3 separate regions of the Homo sapiens genome follow, and all the other regions are linked to region 1. A link is an interaction called in ENCODE POLR2A ChIA-PET data of the cell type or tissue named here. Cell type or tissue: HepG2. All regions are shown on one strand. Links, peaks and the distances in the headings refer to the core of each region. The heading gives the core; the rest is flanking DNA.

Region 1 (6,836 bases), core at 1,161-6,160:
CCTTGTAGAAACATACTCTTCTTTGGCTTCTGTGACCCTGCTCAGGTTTTCCTTTTGCCTCTGGCTGTTTCTTCTCATTCTCTTAGCTGGCTCTTCCTCCTCTACTCAACTTGTAAGTGTTGGGTTTCTTCAGAGCTCCTTCTGCTTCACTTTCTGCACTCTTGCCGTAGGTGAGTTCATCCGGCCTATTGGCTTTAAGACCACTTATATATTACCATTTATATGTTGTTGGTGTCCACATTTCTTTTCTTCCTTTTTTTCCCCCAAATATGACATTTCTTTTGCTTTTCTTCTTCTTGTTTTTTTTTTTTTTTTTTTTTTTTTTTGAGATGGGGTATCACTCTATTGCCCAGGCTGGAGTACAGTGGTGCAGTTGTGGTTCACTGCAGCCTCGACCTCCCTGGGCTCAAGCCATCCTCCCATCTCAGCCTCCCGAGTAGCTGGGATTATAGGAGCACACCACTGCGCCCAGCTGAGGTGCCCACATTTCTATCTCCACCTCACTCTTTTCAGACTTTGGTCTTGTATATACAATACATTTCCATGTATATGTCTTATAAACATCTCTAATGTAACACATTGTCAGTGTAACACTTGATTTCCCCCACCAAACTATTTCTTCCCTCTTTTACTTGCTGACTCCTCTGTTCACCCAGGTGCTCAAACCAGACAACCCGGCTCCCACCCACTGAACGTGGAGAAGTGGGGCAAGTGCCAAGAGTCACCTTTGATCCCTCTCTGTCTGTTAGTCACTTTTCACCTCTGTATTCTCCCCCCAGAGTAGTTTCTATCAGCAAGCACAATTGATTCTACCAATTCTTCTTCCAGTAAATTATCTCTAATTTGTCCACTTTGTCTCCAATCCTTCCCACGATTCTGTAACAGTTGCCTCCTATGTAGCTGTAGTCTCCTAACTGGTGTCCCTGTTTCTTATCTTGCCTCTTTTCCATTCATTCAACTCATTGTGACCAGAGTGATCTTTTTAACAATACAAATCATATGAATGTCTCTCCCTCAGGTTTTAATAATACAAACCATGTGCTCACTCCAACTTTAATACTGTCATGATTCTTTACTGAATCCGGAATTAAATCCAGGTTCCTTCTCTTTACCTTTCACTATTTTCTTTTCACCTTGGCTTTTCTATTGCAATTTTTCTGACATCACTAATTAGAATTTAATGTTAAAGTCAAATGCATGTGGGTTAAAACTCCCAAGTTTCTAAAAACTTTAAGAGACTTGATTTTCTCTCTCCATGTCATCCCCTTTTCCTGTTACTCTTCTTCATTTAATAAAATCCACACCAAAACCAAATTACAATTAGCCCTGTCTCAGCCTCTTGAGTCTGATTGCATCAGACATTTCTCAGACTTCCTAGAGAGCTGTTTTGGTTGTTTCATTAGCATTTAGAGGCATTTCTTTAAAATTACGGAAGGTTTTACTCTTGTATATCTTTAGTACACTGTTAGCACTGGGAAATGTCTCAGAGCTTTACTTCTTGTTTTTGCGGGCACTTCATCATCTTGGTTCTCTGTCCCTTCCTATCCTGAGTTTTCTGCCTCATTGTTGAGTTTTCTTTAGCTTGTCTCTAGCTGCCCCATGGTTCCATTTTTAACCTTCTGTTCTTCGTTTTCCCCTTACTCAGTCATTGAGCTTATCTGTTCCTTTGATTTCAACTTTCACCTTTATGGGAAAACTCTGGAATCTCTACCGTTTAATTTATAGCCCCTTGTTTCCAGTCCTATTTCGAGTCTTTTTCTCCCTTGGAGTTACCTCACATTCTGTTGTTGCCACTACAGTTCATGAACTTCCTTGACTAACTTCTCTGTCTGATTGTTTCATTTTTACCAACAGTATCATCATTCTTCCAACCTGGAAACATTAGTAATCTTTGACTATCTTTCCTTTCTGTTATATCTAATGTAATTTAAAAAATCCCTTTGTTTCTTACCTTCTGGTATCTCAGCTTCTTTTTCTTCTATTCTTCCACGGCCATCAACTTCGTATAAGCCCTCATAACTCTTCATACTTGGTTCTGATGACATTGTTTTTGGCTAATTTGATTGCCTCCCTTCAGCCCCCGCTAAAACACTTCTCATTATGTTTGCTCCTGTCCCACATTTCTGTGTTGTCAGCCACATGAAACCCAGGTTACCCTGCAGTTTGTAAAGTCCTTTCTGGCCAGGTATGTCCTCATTCCTCCCTCTCATTTCCCACTCTTTCTAGTCACCTGTCTTCCATGCCCTAGACATGCATATCTTCTTATAATTTCTCCCATAATGTGCTCACTCTCACCTCTGTGCTGTTCTTGTCTAAAATATCTTCCACCTTTCCTTTGTTTATTCCTTGTTCTATTCATGCTTCCTTTCTGTCCCATCACTAGCTGAAAGCAATTCAACCTAACTGGCTTTCTAATTGACCTTAGGCTGTGCTGGTGATAATACAGGTTTGAACTCTCAGTTAGACTCCAAATCATATGCAAGTTCAACAAATGTCAGGTGTTCAAAACAAAATGAAACAACCAAACTTCTGTGTCATTACATTTTCCTGAACAGTAAATTAAATCCAAACAAGGTTGAAGTCTTGAAGTAAGCCAGCTTTAGTGCAAAGGAGAAGGCTGGAAGGTTAGAGAAGACTTTGAATCATCTTTTGAGAGACTTAACACTAATGTAAAGGGGTCCTTTATTTTATTTTTTTTTGAGATGGAGATTCACTCTTGTCACCCAGGCTGGAGTGAAATGGCGTGATCTCAGCTCATTTCAACCTCCGCCTCCTGGGTTCAGCCGATTCTCCTGCCTCAGCCTCCTGAGTAGCTGGGATTACAGGCGCCTGTCACCATGCCCGATTAATTTTTGTATTTTTGGTAGAGATGGGGTTTTGCCATGTTGGCCAGGTTGGCCTTGAACATCTGACTCAGGTGATCCACCTGCCTTGGCCTCCAACAGTGCTGGGATGACAGGCATGAGTCACTGTGCCCAGCCTAAGGGGGCTTTTAAATATTAACAGAAATAACAGGCCAGCTGGAGAATCTTTCTAACCCTTGGTAGTTGCATTTTGCTTGGTACAAAGAGGAGATAGATGACAGAATGCTTGTCTTCCTCAATCTATGTTAAAGAGTCTGTTAGGAAGATTAGGAAGATTAACCCTTCCAGATGGTCCCTCCAGTGTACGTTGTAGATATTAGATGAAAACAAAAATGATCAGTAGTGATAAGCCAGCTCTCATTAGTCTTTAGCAGAGGTGGGATAGTGTACAGGTGCCAGATTGTGGAGGTCTGAAGCTCAGCAGGGCCCCCTTTCCAGCTGTGTGATGGTGGGCAAGTTGCTAAATATCTTTGGGCCAATTTTTATATGTAAAAATAAGGTTGGTAATACCTACCTCACAGCATTGTAGAAAGGATTAAAGGAGTTAATACATGTAAACTCCTTATAATAGTGACTGCCACAGAGTAAGTGCTTACTAAGTTTTTACTATTATTATGTATACATGATATGACTGGGAAGGGATGACTCATTCAAGATTTTCAGAAACTATTTATTGTGAAACAGGAAATGGCTCTTTAGAATGCGTATCTTTTTCTAATACCTGACCTGTCTTCAGTGACTCTTGTTTATTTTGGGTTATTCATTCATTAATTAACAAGTGTATTTTGACATTGCTTATAGTCAAGATCCTGAAAGAGTGTATTGTCTGTAGGAGATCATGATATTTTCAATAGAGGATAGATTCTGAAAACTTGTGAGAGTTGTATGAATGAGGTTCTTCTGGCCCATCTGGGTCTATGAACAATCTATACATAAGACATCTGGTTTTATCAGAAATTTGAAACTTACGCATTTTTATGTGTACTCTCCATTCTCAAAGAGAGCCTGGTGCGTGTTTTTGCAGATTTATGTAATATGAGAGTTTCTGGAATCTAGATGAATGTCATTCAGAGTGGTCTCTCTTGAACTTGCCCCACTTGGCTTTTTTCAAAGAAATGTTGTCATCTGCATGCTATGCTTGCTTTGGACTTCAGGGTGGGGTAAAAAATGGCTCAGAAGCTATTGCTTGGTCACCTTTGTAATATCAGGGTGCATTAATGGTACAAGCAAGCAATGTAGATTGTCAAAATTTCAGAATTAGACATTTTATCTTTTTATTAGGATGCTGTAATTTTTTTTTTTTTTTTGTAGAGACGGAGGTCTTTCTGTGTTGATCTTCCCACCTCAACCTCCAAAAGTGTTGGGATTATAGGTGTGAGCCATTGTGCTCAGCCACGTTTTTTTTTTTTTTTAATCTGTTGATAAAGGCTTGTTTTTATGATCCTGTGAAAGTAGATTAGGTGTCAATAGAGTCTTCAGATAATTTGCTTGTTTTATGCTGGAAATTCCTATTAAAATTATGCAATTGGATGAAGCCATTTTGTTATTGTCACTATGAAGTATTTTTTAATAATATAAATATGTTCTTCCTAGAGATAACCCCTTAACCCTTTAGTAGACAGGATAATCAATCACCACATTATCAGAGGGCAAGTCGGTTTTTTTTTTTTTTTAAACTTATGGAAAGGTTATGAGTGCAGAGTGTGATTGTGGAATACTGTGTGCCTTGGGGTTGGAACTGGGCTATAAGTAGGGAGGTAGGAGGCTGGATGCAGGGGCTCACACTTGTAATCCCAGCACTTTGGGAGGTCCAGGCGGCAAGGATCCCTTGAGCCTAGGAGTTCAAGACCACCCTGGGTAACATAGTGAAGCACTGTCTTTACAAAAACTACAAAAATTAGCTAGGTGTGGTGGTGCATGCCTGTAATCCCAGCCACTTGGGAGGCTGAAATGGGAGGATTGCTTCAGCCAGGGAGGTCGAGGCTACAGTGTGCTGTGACTGTGCCACTGCACTCTAGCGTGGGTGACAGAGTGAGACCTTGTCTCAAAAAAAGTGGGGGGTGTGGGGAGGTAGGAGATGAGGAGGACAAAAATCATTGTTTATTCTTTATAATCCTACTGCCACATTTATCTGTCCAAATAAATGGAGAGGAGGAAGTATTTCATTTTGGTGTAAAATTATCCCTTCTGGTTCTTTGTAGTGAAGTTGTTTTTACACGTTAGCCATTGACCCAGAATAATAAAACTGAATATCTTGCAGCCTTGGTTCTCTTACAGGTAAAATGGGAATATTAACATGTATTAGGCAGGAATTTTGTAAGATTTTAATGGGAGGATATAATGAAGGACCTAAGCTGGAGGTCCATTTCCTTGTCAGGTGCTTTTTTCTTTTCTGTCTCTCAACTTGGTCCATGAAATTCAGATACTTTACTTGATTTTTTTGAAACGGAGTCTTGCTCTGTCGCCCAGGCTGGAGTGCAGTGGCACGATCTCGGCTCACTGCCAGCTCCGCCTCCCGGGTTCACGCCATTCTCCTGCCTCAGCCTCCTGAGTAGCTGGGACTACAGGCGCTCGCCACCACGCCTGGCTACTTTTTTGTATTTTTTTAGTAGAGATGGGTTTTCACCGTGTTAGCCAGGATGGTCTTGATCTCCTGACCTCGTGATCAGCCCGCCTCGGCCTCCCAAAGTGCTGGGATTACAGGCGTGAGCCACCGCGCCCGGCCACTTTAATTGTATTTTTTGCCATTATTAATAGGTGCAAATCTTGCTTCCCCCTGGACTGTACTTTTTTTGAGAGTAGATCCATTTGTTTTCATTCTTTACAACATATGCCCTTATAATATCTTCTTGTACCTTTTTTTGTAATGTAAAATGTTTTAACTTTTATATTTATCTATATGGTCATTTAATTAGGGTTTCTCTCCATTTGGTCTGTAAGCTTCATGAAGGCTAAGAACATGAAGTTTGGTTTTGCTTAATAGTGTATATTTATAGCCTAGACTAGTGCCTGGCATGTAAAAAGTGTTCTGTAAATATTTGTGGAATGAATGAATGAATGATTAAGTTAAACATGGTAGATTCTAAACAAATTCGTGTTGTGGGAAGGTTGAAACCACCTATCATATCCCTTCCAGACTTAGTCTGAACCCTTCTAGGAGGCAATTAAAAGTTTGCAAAATTTTAGTTAAGTCCTTAGATCTCTAAATAACAGAGTGTGTGGGGAAAAGAAAGGTTTAGAGATACTTTGAAGTGGTTTAGTATTTTATGTTATTTTAGTGGGAGGTTAATACTGTTTGTTTTGAATATGTTGTAAAGAACTCTAAGTGTAAGTTACTATTATTACTTTTAGTTAGTATATATAAGTATTAATATTTGTGAGTATGATACTAATTTAAAATTTTGGCTCCAAGGACAAAGCTGTCGAACATTGCTTGTTTATTTATTTCCTTTGCACATTTTGCATAAACCTGATTATATCAGAAGAAGCCTTGATGTGTGAGACCCAAGTGGTATCCTTGTTTTGGCAGTGCTCATCCAGATTGTTGCAGTCTTCATAAATTCTAGCTTCTCTGTCCCAGATGCTCTGTTTGTCATTCATTCTTCCATCCAAATGCTAACTCTCTTCACCCTTCAGGAGTTTGACACGTTGCTGATGCATGTACTGATAGCTGACTCATCTCACCTATTGAGTCAGCATCTTACCTTTCCTCTAATCAAGTTACAACTTTATTTTGAAGTTATTTCACTGGGTATTATATTAGTAGGTCAAGGTCAATATTATTTTCTTCAAATATGCTTACACAACCAGACATACCAAAAAGGGAGGGGAGATCTATATGTATCAACAATTTATATTGTTCATTTTTGAAAAAAAAGACTGGCATTGTGTTTCACACAATGCCTAGAATATGGAAAATATTCAGTAAACATTCTGTGTCTTAAACGCTCGTGCTATCACTGTGACAAAGCT
Region 2 (6,836 bases), core at 633-5,632, 57 kb after region 1:
CCCAAACTAGCCTTTTTTTTTTTTTTTTCCTCCTCATGAAACATCATTTTTACTTGAAGGAATGACTAACAAACTATGATTATTCAGGCTTGGGTATTTGGCGGATATTTTGTCTGAAACAAACAAGAAAACCATTTGACAATATTTGTTACCACTGACAAAATTAGAGCATTAATGCAGAATTTAGAATTAGAATTTTAGAAAACTTGTATCTGTCTTGCATCTGTCACCTTGAGCTTGCAGCTTCCCAAAGCTTAAAGACTTTTTAAAAATAAAATTGAGATAATAAAGAATGTGATTTTTTAGATACTGTATAATAAAACATGTCAACATTTAAAAGAGCTGCGTAACTCAATGAACCAATATTTTCCAGTTGGCAAATGATGTTAGGAAAGCATGCATGGATAAAGATCCATTCAAAGTGCAAGACAGATGATTGGATTTTAGTGTAACAAAGTATGAAAAGTTCATTGATATCATTTCAGATTCTGTGTTGCAACTAATCTTTAAGAAATGACAATTTGTTGAATTTAGTGTAGCATCAAAGAAGAATATCTACAATTATGTGGGAGAAAAAGAAACTAGTAAAATACTCTCCCTTTTTTGATGGAGATCTCCCTGGATCTCCGTCAGCCTTGATTTTCTTTGTATACTTAAACCAAAATGACATATCACAACAGATTGGATATAGAAGCAGATGAAAATCTGTCTTACATTAAGCCACATATTAAAGAGATTTATAAAACTATAAAACAATGGCTTTCTTCTCAATTCTTTTGGAAAGTAAAGTTTTTTTTTTCTTTTTTTTTCAGGAACATAATTATGTTAACATATAATGCACCTTGTTTTTAAATGAAACAGTGAAATTTTAAAGTTTTTTTCACTTTTTATTTCTGATTAGATATTATATATATCATATATATCTCATATAAACAAAAGCTTTGGGGTCCTTGTTAATTTTTAAGTGTAAAGGAGTGAGACCAAAAAGTTAGCAAATGTTATTTTAGGAATAGTGATGATGATACATGTTAGTCATTGTGCAGAGGGCTTTATGTGTGTATTTTCACATTTAATCTTAGAGACTATCCATCTCCATTATAAAATCGAAGAGACAAAGTTTCAGAGAAGTTAACTTGCTCAGGGTTACACAGTTAGTAAGGAAAAGAGTTAGGCATTCAACCCAGTATTCATGGTTTAAAAAGTTCTGGATTATATATGTATTTTTTAGAGAAACAGAGTCTTGTTCTCTTGCCCAGGCTTGACTCAAACTCCTGGGCTGAAGCAGTCCTCCCTCCTCAGCCTTCTGAGTAGCTGAGACTGCAGGCGCAGGCAGTTGTACCAGTTAAAGGTTCTGGTTTTGATATACTGTTGCATACCTCGTCAGGATCTGATGTAGCCTTTGACATAGGCTTATTATGCAAAGAGAATACGCAGTGATTCCCCACTGTTTATCAGAACAATTATTTGAGGCTGACTTTTTGCAGATGGGTATATTGTGCCACACCATCTTATGATCCGATGAGTAGAAATTGCCATAAACTTTCTGAAAAGAAATTTGTCAGTGAGTATCAAAAATTCTGAATGTTTGGATATCTTGTGATCTAGCAATTCCACATTTAGAAATATTTCCTCATGACATAATTGAACAAGTACATACTGATGTATGTTATGTGATGCACGTTGTCGCAGAATGATGGAGAAATAATTCAGAAACTACTTAAATGTCTAAGCCTGGGAGGTTGGTTAAATTAATTATGAATAATGGAATTATTCATTATAAATTATAATGGACTACTTACAGCTACTAAGAATGATAGTTGAGATATTATTGATGTAAATTGTTCATAATACATTGTTTAAATGGTAAAAGTAGTCTGTGAAACTGTAAAAATATATTTATATGGTATGTTAAATGAAGTATATACATAATATATTGTTTAAATGGTACAAGTAGTTTGCAAAACTGGAAGAATATATTTATAGTACATTAGTATGTTGTAGAAGGAAATATATACATTGAAATGTTAACAGTGGTTGTCTCTGAATGGCAAGATTATGGGAAATTTTTCTTTGCTTTGTTTAGTTGTATTTTCTAATTTAAAATTTTAAAAGTTGAAAGCATAACAGCAACTGTGAGCCACAAGAAAGGCTGGCCTGGTTTGTTGATTGATATTAAAATCAATTTTCTAAGCCCTGTCACTTTTAGTGTTACAGGCTTTTGGTGGTTTTTAGTACTGTTCTCAGTGAGTCATAATTTGAAATTAATTATAATCTGTTTGTTGCAGCTTGTATATGAATTTTTCATACGATTTTTGGAAAGCCAAGAATTCCAACCCAGCATTGCCAAAAAATATATAGATCAGAAATTTGTATTACAGGTAAGCAAATTATTGTGGTTGTGTGTATTTGTCATCCAGTTAACACTTTATCTCATTTTCTCTTCATGTTTGTTAAAAAAGTTTTGCAATGACAGTTATATCACCCACAAAATATATATATATATATAAACATAAGTTAATTTCCATTACTGCCTATTAAAAGTAATAGGTACATTTAAGTTTATTTATGGTAGAAATCAATTACATTTTAAATAGCCAGGAATGCTAATGCCTAAATCCCTACAGTTTTCTCTAAAAATTTAATTATAAAGGAATTTCATTTATATAACCTTGGTTTGTGGGAATCGTTATATAGCTTAAAGACTTACATTTGCGTAAGGATTCTTAAAGAAGTGTGGTGTAGATCTGTTAAAACTGAGTAGGCAAGCTCAGACTTCAAAGCATAAGTAACCTGTAATAAATAATCAAAGTCAGGGTACTGATGAGATTTCACTGCTAGAAAATAGCATAGCTTAACATTCTAAAATTTCCCTAAAGGGATTAACTCTCATGTCTCCATTTGGAACATCTCCGGGAACACTTTTTTCCTGACTCCTCATTGTGCATGTTATAACAATGGATCTTCCTTTTTACCTGGAACTTGGGTGCTTTCATGGCACTGAAGTTTTAGGTAACACTTCCTTGCTCCTGTTGTTGATATATTCGTCTCTAAAAATGGGTGCTTGAGCCAAACTGGTGTAGCTCTCTTCTGAGTGACATGTGGGGCATCTAATGTAGGAAAGAATAAATGTTTATCTCCTAGTAAGCCGGTAAGAAGAATTTCAAATTTAAAACATTAATTTGATCTAGCCTGGGCAAAAGAGCAAGACCCTGTCTCTAAAAATAAAATAAAAAGTAAAACATTAATTTGGCAGGAAATTGGTCTCCTGTGCCTTACTGGGATGGGGCTGATAACCTTTGTGATCTCATTTCCCTCCTTAATTAAATTAATACATTTGGAATTTAGGATATATAGGTTGAACCATAGCCAATTTTTTGACTGTTTTTGACACTCAAAACAGCAGTTTCATAGGGTTCAATCCAACAGGGTCAGGCAAGCTTCCAGAGAGCTGAGGGGCATGGAGGCCTCTCTACATCCTAAGTAAGGCTAAGTGGAATTAAACCCAAAGTTCAGATGTCAGCTCAGAGCTGAAAGGAGCTTTGGTGCCTTGCCTGTGCGGCTCATTAGTACCTGTACACCCTATTCCCCTAGGTACATGGGGCGGATCCTTGAGCAATACTTCACATTTAGAGTACTTTGGTACCACACTGGTGAATCCTGGCTCACACTTTAACATGAGAGGGTTTGGAAAAGTGAGGTCTGAAATAGAGATGGAAAGGTAGGTAAATAGATGGATACGTGGATCACGGGGTAAATAGGTAAATTGGTATGGATTGTTATGCCAGGGAAGCATAACTTATTTCAAAAAAAATGTAAGTGATACATAGTAGATCTACATTTTGTATTGGAAAGCCTTGCATGTATATAGTGCTGTCTAATTGTCAGAGCACCTTTGCCTGCGTTAGTTGATTTGTACAACAGTCTTGTAAAGTAGTCATGACTAAATTTTTATGCCCTCCCTCACCCTCCGCCCCATTTTATAGATGCATAAACTGAGGTCTAGAAAGATTATCAAGTTTGCTCAAGCACATTTCCTATTCTGGATTTCTGTCCATCATGCCGTGATGCCTTCTTGTGATTCCCTCACTGTAACTTGGAGTGACTTCAAGGGAGAAGTAGCCCTCACATCTGAAGACTAATGAAATAATAGGGTTCTCCTATTTTTTGTGAATTAATGTGCCTAAGAGGATCAGATAGTAATTCTCTATTAGAGCCTGTATTTAGTTGACATGGAATCAGTAAATCCTATGGTCTTACTATGAAGCCAGTGCTTTTCTTACACAAAAACATCCAGGGCTCAGCCCAGTGTGCTGTCCATGGTAGACAGTACTGAAGATAATGAAACTTATAATACGAAAACATCAGAGAAACCCAGATTTGGAAAGGACATTTTGGGTTATGTATTCTAGTTCTTTAGCAAATTAGTCTCCTTTGAGACCCTTTTTCAGTGAAGAAAAGCCATATACACAGGTAGCTTGTTCCATTTTTGTTAGGAAGTTCTTTTTTTATGTTGAACCTCTCTATGCCTTGTACCCTTTGTCTTTATTCTCCCCAGAATAATTTCTTAGTATATCTGTAGCCCAGACATAACCTTTCAGGTCTTAGAACACAGCTTTTGTGTTCACCCTTTGACTCTTTTTCTCTATAACAGTGGTTGCAATTCAAATGCTCATAGCCTCATACATAGTAAGTCTGAAAGCCAGGGGTCAGACAATAGGATGTAGACTGGTTCCTATTAAATGGGGCTTTGGCTACCCCTCTTCATTCAGTTATCCCCAGACTTTTCTCCTCGCCAATCCCCAAGATAAATAGAAATCCAGATTCTTCTGTGAAGTTTTCTGGTATTACTAAAATCTTGTACAGAATGAACTAGCCCATTTGCCTTCTGGATCTAGCCTACCAGCTGTCAGTATGCATTTTCTCCTCTAGACCGAGTTCTTCGTTCTGTCAACCTTCTCTCATTTGTTAGTTTTGAAGCCTTCAGTATCCTGGTTGTGTCCATTTGTCCTCTAATATGACATCTATATTTGAACAGAATGCCCTGAGCCTGGTCAGCCCAGTGCGGCTTAGAGTTGGCTTTTTCATTCCCTTGTCGTGACTTTAGGTTTCTTAAAGGAAAAGTCTCATGAGCATTTCTTGCTGTAGCATGACATTGCCAACTTATGTTAAGCTTCTGGTTATAGCTGGCTTCTAATTGAGCTTTCTGCATATTGCTGCATGTTTCTCTTCTTTTCCCTTTTTTAAACAAACAGGGTCTTGCTATGTTGCCCAGATTGGGCTCAAGTGATCCATCTCAGTCTTCCAAGTAGCTGAAACTACAGGTGTGCACCACCATGCCTGGCTTATTGTTGGTTGTTACACAGTTGGCTTTTTTATCTAAGTGTAGTACTTGGCATATGTTCCTGTGGAATCATTTATCCCTTATTCATATCTACCTTATTCACTGTGTCTTCCATCTTTATGACATCTGTAACCTAAATATGCTATCGGCCTCATCTAAGTCATTGATTAAAATTGTTTAACTAGGATAAAACACTACCTATTGGGTACAGTGCACACTATTATATATGGGTACGCTAAAAGCCCAGACTTCACTGCCATGCTTCTAGTAGTCTATTTTGTGTTGCTGTAAAGGAATTCTTGTGGCTGGGTAATTTATGAAGAAAAGAGGTGTATTTGGTTCATTGTTCTTCGGACTGTACACGAAGCATGGCACTAGCATCTGCTTCTGGTGAGGGCCTCAGGAAGCTTATAATCATGGTGGAAAGCAAAAGGGGAGCATGTGTGTCACGTGGTGAGAGAGGAGCAAGACAGAGGGGGCAGAGGTGTCAGGCTTTTTTTTTTTTTTTTTTTTTTTTTAAACAACCACATCTCACGGTAGCTAATAGAGTGAGAACTCACTCATTACTTCAAGGACAGCACCAAGCCATTCATGAGGGACCCACCTCCATACCTCCATGATCCAGATACCTCTCACTAGGCCCCACCTCCAACACTGGGGATCACATTTCAACACGAGATTTGGAGGGAACAAAAACCAAACTATATCAATGCAATATATCCATGTAACACAACTGCACTTGTACTCCCAAAACTATAAAAATAAAAATAATTTTAAAAAAAAGAAAAAGTTGTTAAACTAGCCAGGGTTGAGATAGGAGCCTTTAGAAATTCCCTATATTACACAGCTTCATCATTAATCAGTAATCTTTGAGTTTTATCCTTGATCCAGAAATTTACTAGTATATTATCATCCTTCCTGCATTTCTTAATTTTGGTTGTATGGAGAACATAGAGACTATTAGATGCTATGGTAAAAGCCAGGACTCTGTGTTTATAGCATTACTGTCATCTATAGGCCTTGTAACTTTATCATAAAAAGGAATGCCATTTATCTGCCATGTGGTATTAGTGAACGTCTAGAGCTAGTGCTGTTTACTGATGATCCTGCCCTAAGTGCTTGCAAACCATGGGTTTGTTCATCTGTCCTAAAATTTTGCCAGAGACAAGAAATAAAGTGTCAGTGGTGAAGTTCATTTATATACTTTATGTTTTCAGCCCCTTCCTCATTTTTCCAATTGTTGCCTTCTTTACTTTCCATCTGCTGGATCTGTTATAAATTTGACCTTCACACCAGGGCTCACCCCAGTTCCTGAATGAATTGTGAAAGTGGCAAGCAGGGGTATTGGCAGAATCAGCACCACCATTGAGAGCTTGAATGAAATCATCTGACTAATCAGTGCATTAACTGCCATGTTGGGAATAAGCCCTGGGCACCTGTTAGCTCCCATTTTCCAGAATACCCTGCTCATTCATGTTGGTAATCTGTAAGTTGG
Region 3 (6,836 bases), core at 1,117-6,116, 120 kb before region 1:
CTAAAAAATTCAACAATCAACAAACTATTCTAACTCCTAAGAGATTCAGCAAGGTCGCCAGTTATAAATAAGATCAGCCAATGAAAATCCAAAGCATATCATTTCACAATAGGTATAAAAATGTAAAATATCAAGGAATTAACCAAGGTTACACAAGGTCTATTTGAAGAAAGCTTTAAAAACTCTAATGAAGACATAGAAAATAACCTAAGAAACATTCTGTGCTTCCAATGAGATGACAATATTATAAAAGTGAACATTCTAAATTTAATGTGAAAAAGCAGATTACATTAATCCCAATAAAAATTCCAGTTGGATTTTTTGATGAACTCAAGCTTACTTTAAAATTTGTATGGAAGGGCCGGGCACAGTGGCTCATGCCTGTAATCCCAGCACTTTGGGAAGCCGAGGCGGGATGATCACAAGGTCAGGAGTTCGAGACCAGCCTGGCCAATATGGTGAAACACTGTCTCTACTTAAAAAATACAAAAATTAGCTGGGTGTGGTGGCAGGCGCCTGTAGTCCCAGCTACTCGGGAGGCTGAGGCAGGAGAATCACTTGAACCCAGGAGGCGGAGCTTGCAGTGAGCCGAGATCGCTCCACTGCACTCCAGCCTGGACGACAGAGCGAGACTCTGTCTCAAAAAAAAAAAAAAAAAGTGTAAATTGATGCACCTATTCTGGAGAGCAAGAACATACCTAAGTGTTCATGTACTCTCTGACCTAGCAATTGCACTGCTTGGTGTAATATCCTAAAGAGATTTTCATAAAGGTCCATTATTGGGAATTATTTTTGACATCATGGGGTCGGAGACAACCTGGATATCTACACCTGGAGAGAGGTAAAAATGTGGTGGATGTAGACAATGAAGTAACAATAGTTAAAAACCACAGACAAGATGTACACTTAGCCATATGGCTCAATCATAAAAAATAGTACCCAGTGAAAGCAGTAAGAATGCATGTGTGGGGAAAATCATTTATATTAATTAAAATATTACAACTAACAGTTCACTTTATGCAAGAACTCATAACAATTTTATATATTAACACCATAGAATGGTTACCTGGCATGGGGGAGAAGGGAATGGGAGCGGGTATAGAAATAAAACGGAGGGAGTTGGGCGGATCATTTGAGGTTGGGAGTTCAAGACCAGCCTGGCCAACATGATGAAACCCCATCTCTACTAAAAAATACAAAAATTAGCCAGGCGTGGTGGTGCACACCTGTAATCCCAGCTACTCGGGAGGTTGAGGCAGGAGAATTGCTTATACCTGGGAGGCAGAGGTTGCAGTGAGCCGAGATGGTGCCACTGCACTCCAGCCTTGGCAACAGAGTGAGACACCGTCTCAAAATTTAAAAAAAAAAAAAAGAAGGAAAAAGGGAGGAAGACAGAGGGAGAAAGAGAAGAAATTTGAAAAGAAAGTCACTTTGAATGAATATTGGTGTGTTTGGGAGCTAGTAATAGGCATACAGAAAACATACAAATGTGGCCAGACTAAGTGGCTCACTTCTGTAACCCCACCACTTTGGGAGGCTGAAATAGGAGGATCACTGGAGTTCAGGAGTTCGTGACCAGCCTGGGCAATATAGTGAGACCCTGTTCCTACATAAAATTTTAAAATTCCAGCGAGGCATGGTGGCTCATGCCTGTAATCCCAGCACTGTGGGAGGCTAAGGCAGGTGGATCACCTGAGGTCAGGAGTTTGAGACCAGCCTGCCCAACATGGCGAAAGCCTGTCTCTACTAAAAATACAAAAATTAGTTTGGTGTGGTGGCAGGAACCTGTAATCCCAGCTACTCAGGAGGCTGAGGCAGGAGAATTGCTTGAACGTGGGAGGTGGAGGTTGCAGTGAGCCAAGATCGCACCATTGCACTCCAGCCTGGGCAACAGAGTGAGACTCCATCTCAAAAAAACAACAAAAAAAATTATCTCACATAAGTTCAGAAGTAGGACATTTCCAGGATTGGTTGTGAGCAAGAATCCAAATTCTTACCTTTTTTCTTTTTGGGGAGTTGGGGTCTCACTGTGTTGCCCAGGCTGGTCTTCAACTCCTGGGCCTGGGGGATCTTCCCACTTCAGCTTTCCAAGTAGCTGGGACTACAGATGACTGCCACCCCACCCAGCTCTCCATTTTTTTGTTCTGCAAATCTTCAGCTTGTCAGCTAGTTACCTTCAAGTTCATAAGATGACTGTAATAGTGCCAGTGATCATGTCCACATTCAACAACATCCAGTGGAAGAGGGTCTGTTTCTTTGCCTATGATTCTCGTTGTTTTTTCTTTTTTTAGACAGAGTCTCATTCTGTTGCCCAGGCTGGAGTACAGTGGCACAATTAGCTCACTGCAGCCTCGAACTCCTGGGCTCAAGTGATCCTCCTGCTTCAGCCTCCCAAAGTGTTGGTTTACAGGTGTGAGCCAATGTGCCCAACCAGGAGAAAATCTTGTACCTCTTGTGAACTCACTTTCAACACTGCTTTAGTCCAACTACCACCACAATTACCACTGAGCCTCAAACTCTTTCCCCAACTGGTCTCAAGTGGCCCCAACAACTCATGTCCTTGCCTAATTAGCGAGCCTGTATTTCTGTATACACATCTGTGCATCACTGCTCCCTTGCTCTCTAAGTGAGAAAATTCAGAAAGAAGCTGAAAACAAGGTCTACAAAATAGCAAGAATTAAAGGTAACTCTGATGTAGATAACGTTATCTTGGCAGGGCACAGTGGCTCATGCCTGTAATCCCAGTACTTTGGGAGGCGAAGGCAGGCAGATCGCTTGACCCCAGGAGTTTGAGACCAGCCTGGGCAAAACAGCAAAACCTCGTCTCTGTCTCTCTCTCTCTCTCTCTCTCTCTCTCTATATATATATATATATATGCACAAAAATTAACCTGGTGTGGTGGCGCACACCTGTAGCCCCAGCTACTTGGGAGGCTAAGGTGGGAGGATGGCTTAAGCCCAGGAGGCAGAGGCTGCAGGCAGCTGAGATCATGCCACTGCACTCCAGCCTGGGTGACAGAGCCAGATCCTGTCCCAAAAACAAAAACAAAGATAACATGATCTTGAGCTGTGGAAATTATTAGATTGCATATTCTATTGGACAGTGGCACCTAGGTATTATTTGTTGTTTTTGTATTTGTTGCTATTTTTATTTACTTAAAATCTGCCTCTTTTTTCTTCTCTGATACTACTTTTATGAGTTTATACTATTAATTTGTTTTCTCTTTAAAGATCTGATCACGGCCAGGCACAGTGGCTCACGCCTGTAATCCCAGCACTTTGGGAGGTGGAGGCAGGCATATCACGAGGTCAAGAGTTCGAGACCAGCCTGACCAACATGCTGAAACTCTGTCTCTACTAAAATTACAAAAATTAGCCAGGCGTGGCAGCACGTGCCTGTAGTCCCAGCTACTCGGGAGGCTGATGCAGGAGAATCACTTGAACCAGGGAGGCGGAGGTTGCAGTGAGCTGAGATCGTGCCACTGGACTCCAGCCTGGGCAACAGAGCAAGACTCCGTCTCAGAAAAATAAATAAATAAAAGGCCGGGCGCGGTGGCTCATGCCTGTGATCCCAGCACTTTGGGAGGCCGAGGTGGGCGGATCTCAAGGTCAGGAGTTCGAGACCAGTCTGCCCAGCATGGTGAAACCCCATCTCTACTAATAATACAAAAAATTAGCCGGGCATGGTGGTGTGTGCTTGTAGTCCCAGCTACTGGGGAGGCTGAGGCAGGAGAATTGCTTGAACCTGGCAGGTGGAGGTTGCAATGAGCCAAGATTGTGCCACTGCACTCCAGCCTAGGTGACAGAGCGAGACTCTGTCTCAAAAAAAAAAAAAAAAAAAAAAGATCTGATCACTGGAAAACCCTACCTTCCTTTAAAAAACTTGAAGTTCAGGGCTGGGCGCAGTGGATCACACATGTAATTCCAGCAGTTTGGAAGGCCAATGCCGACCGATTGCTTGAGCTCAGGAGTTTGAGACGACTAGCCTGGGAAATATAGTGAGACCCCATCTCTACAAAAAACAAAAAAACTAGCCAGGTGTAGTGGTGTACATCTGTGGTTCCAGCTACTCAAGAGACCGAGGTGGTTGGATCACTTGACCTGGGAGGTTGAGGCTGCAGAGCACCGTGATCACACACTGCGCTCCAGCCTGGGTGACAGGGAGAGACATTGTCTCAAAACAAAACCAAAAAAAAAAAAAAAAACAATATCTGGAAGTTCAGCCATTGCTCTAAAGGAGTAACATATTCATCCAACTTTATTAGGTGACTTCCCCAATAAGTTATTGAAAGCAATAGTGTAAATGTTAGTTGGTCCACTGTTATTTCACTATTATTGTACTAGCAGACTGGTCCACATGAAAACATAGAGAAATAAGAAATGAAATAAATAGTCTGGGCACGGTGGCTCATGCCTGTAATCCCAGCACTTTGGGAGGCTGAGGCGGGCGGATCACGAGCTCAGGAGACTGAGACCATCCTGGCTAACACGGTGAAACCCCATCTCTACTAAAAAAAATACAAAAAAATTAGCCGGGTGTGGTGGCGGGCGCCTGTAGACCCAGCTACCTGGGAGGCTAAGGCAGGAGAATGGCGTAAACCCAGGAGGCAGAGCTTGCAGTGAGCCGAGATCGCACCACTGCACTCCAGCCTGGGCGACACAGTGAGACTTTGTCTCAAAAAAAAAAAAAAGAAAAAAGAAATAAATACATATTACATACATATTTGCTTTCAACTGCCTCTTACCAGCTGGATTACAAAGAAAACCAAAGCCAAGTATTTTCCTTCCTTCCTTTCTTCCTTCCTCCCTTCTTTCCTTCCTTCCTTCCTCCTTTTAAGACAGTGTTTTACTCTGTCATTCAGGCTGGAGTGCAGTGACACCATTTACAGGCATGCATCACCATGCCCAGATAATTTTTGTATTTTTTGTAGAGACGGTTTCAACATGTTGCAAGGCTAGTCTCGAACTCCTGATCTCAAGCAATCCACCCACCTAGGCCTTCCAAAGTACTAGGATTACAGGCATGACTCAAGCTCCGCTCCTAAGTATTTCAAGAGAAAATTGCACTAAAAATAATTGAGGCCAGGTGCGGTGGTTCACGCCTGTAATCCCAGCACTTTGGAAGGCCAAGCCAGGCAAATCACAAAGTCAGGAGTTCGAGACTAGCCTGGCCAATATGGTGAAACCCCATCTCTACTAAAAATACAAAAAAAAAAAAAAAAAAATTAGCTGGGCGTGGTGGCGCACGCCTGTAGTCCCAGCTGTAGTCCCAGCTACTCGGAAGGCTGAGGCAGAATAACTGCTTGAACCCGGGAGGCGGAGGTTGCAGTGAGCTGAGATCGCACCACTGCACTCCAGCCTGGGCGACGGAACGAGGCTCCGTCTCAAAATAATAATAATAATAATAATTCAAATAACAGCTTTTTGGTTTGGAATTTGGTATTCTAGTTGAATTACACTAACAGATCGTCAGGTTGTAGTTGTTTTGTTTGCTTTGTGTTTTACTGCTAAATTTTATTTGAACTGTTTTCTGTGATGAAAATGCTGAAGAAAAGTTTGTAGCCCCAAATCTGACATTGGATCAAATGCCTTTTTTAAGTTGAATTGTTTATTGTCAACTTGGCATCACAAACACCCCCATTTTAAGGGTTTCTCTGCATTGCAGAGAATCTAGGAACTGCGTTTCTCAGAACCTCTTTCCTATCCAGTTTAGTCTGACACATCTACTAATAAGAGGCATTCATGTGAGTATTGAAAGGTCAAAAAGAAATGAGGCTATTATAGGCCAGGTGCAGTGGCTCACGCCTGTAATACTAGCACTTAGGGAGGCCTAGGCGGACGGATCACCTGAGGTCGGGAGTTCGGGATCAGCCTGACCAACATGGGAGAAACCTCGTCTCTACCAAAAATACAAAAAAAAAATTAGCCCGGCGTGGTGGCGCATGCCTGTAATCCTAGCTACTCCAGAGGCTGAGGCGGGAGAATAGCTTGAACCCGGGAGGCGGAGGTTGCGGTGAGCCAAGATGGCGCCATTGTACTCCAGCCTGGGCAACAAGAGCAAAACTCCATCTCAAAAAATAAATAAATAAATAATAAATGAGGCCATTATTATATAAAGACAAGTAAAGGCAGATAACTGGGCATATATGAATTTTAAGACAGCTTCTAGTTGAGCTTCTAGAGAACTATTTTTTATGCTGCTACAGATTATGATTTCGTAGAAGTCTGTGAGATTTACCACAAATTCAAGAGAAGGTCTTAAGAACTTAACAACTACCTACTCCAGTGCTGTAGGTCTGATATTTGATATTCTAGGAATTACAATGTTTATGTAAGCCTTTAATTGATTGTATTAAAATTATTCATGAAGGGGCTGGGCATGTGGTGCAAGCCTATAGTCCCAGCTACTCAGGAGGCTGAGATCGGAGGATCGCTTGAGGCCTGGAGTTCAAGGTTGTAGTGTGATGTGATTGCACCTGTAATAACCACTGCACTTCAGCCTGAGCAACATAGCAATATCTCATCTCTAAAAAATATGAAATTAATTAAAGAAAAATCATGAAAGGAGGAATCATCTTTGGGGAAAAATAATATCATCTGGGCCACGTGTGTGTGCACACATACACACAAATGTCTGACATTCAATACTAAATAGGCATGCAAAAAGACAAAACCGGCCGGGCGTGGTGGCTCACGCCTGTAATCCCAGCACTTTGGGATGCTGAAGCAGGCGGATCACCTGAGGTCGGGAGTTCGAGACCAGCCTGACCAACATGGAGAAAGCCCATCTCTACTAAAAATACAAAATTAGCTGGGCGTGGTGGCACATGCATGTAA

The links. ChIA-PET counts read pairs that join two places held together with the same protein. Peaks named below come from ENCODE experiments on the same cell type or tissue, not always from the same donor. Only the 100,000 strongest peaks of a DNase experiment are listed, where the experiment ranks them.
Region 2: POLR2A ChIA-PET joins it to region 1 with 5 read pairs; 5 of 35 experiments call an interaction of 5 or more read pairs at or near these places.
Region 3: POLR2A ChIA-PET joins it to region 1 with 8 read pairs; 3 of 35 experiments call an interaction of 5 or more read pairs at or near these places.

Annotation. Positions count from the first base shown.
Region 1 is chr14:63,468,164-63,474,999 of GRCh38, reverse strand. The region is part of intron 2 of PPP2R5E (protein phosphatase 2 regulatory subunit B'epsilon); the gene reads left to right. Among named protein-coding and RNA genes, the nearest start is that of PPP2R5E, 72 kb to the left of the region's middle. RefSeq lists an enhancer at 3,266-3,345. In HepG2, for the core only: no CTCF peak of the experiment used is centred there; DNase peaks (open chromatin) are centred at 2,979, 3,639 and 3,939; H3K4me3 peaks cover 663 bases.
Region 2 is chr14:63,410,682-63,417,517 of GRCh38, reverse strand. PPP2R5E (protein phosphatase 2 regulatory subunit B'epsilon) reads left to right here. Exons shown (of 14, transcript NM_006246.5): 5 at 2,286-2,378. Among named protein-coding and RNA genes, the nearest start is that of GPHB5, 95 kb to the right of the region's middle. In HepG2, for the core only: no CTCF peak of the experiment used is centred there; no DNase peak of the experiment used is centred there.
Region 3 is chr14:63,586,249-63,593,084 of GRCh38, reverse strand. No RefSeq gene overlaps it. Among named protein-coding and RNA genes, the nearest start is that of PPP2R5E, 46 kb to the right of the region's middle. In HepG2, for the core only: no CTCF peak of the experiment used is centred there; no DNase peak of the experiment used is centred there.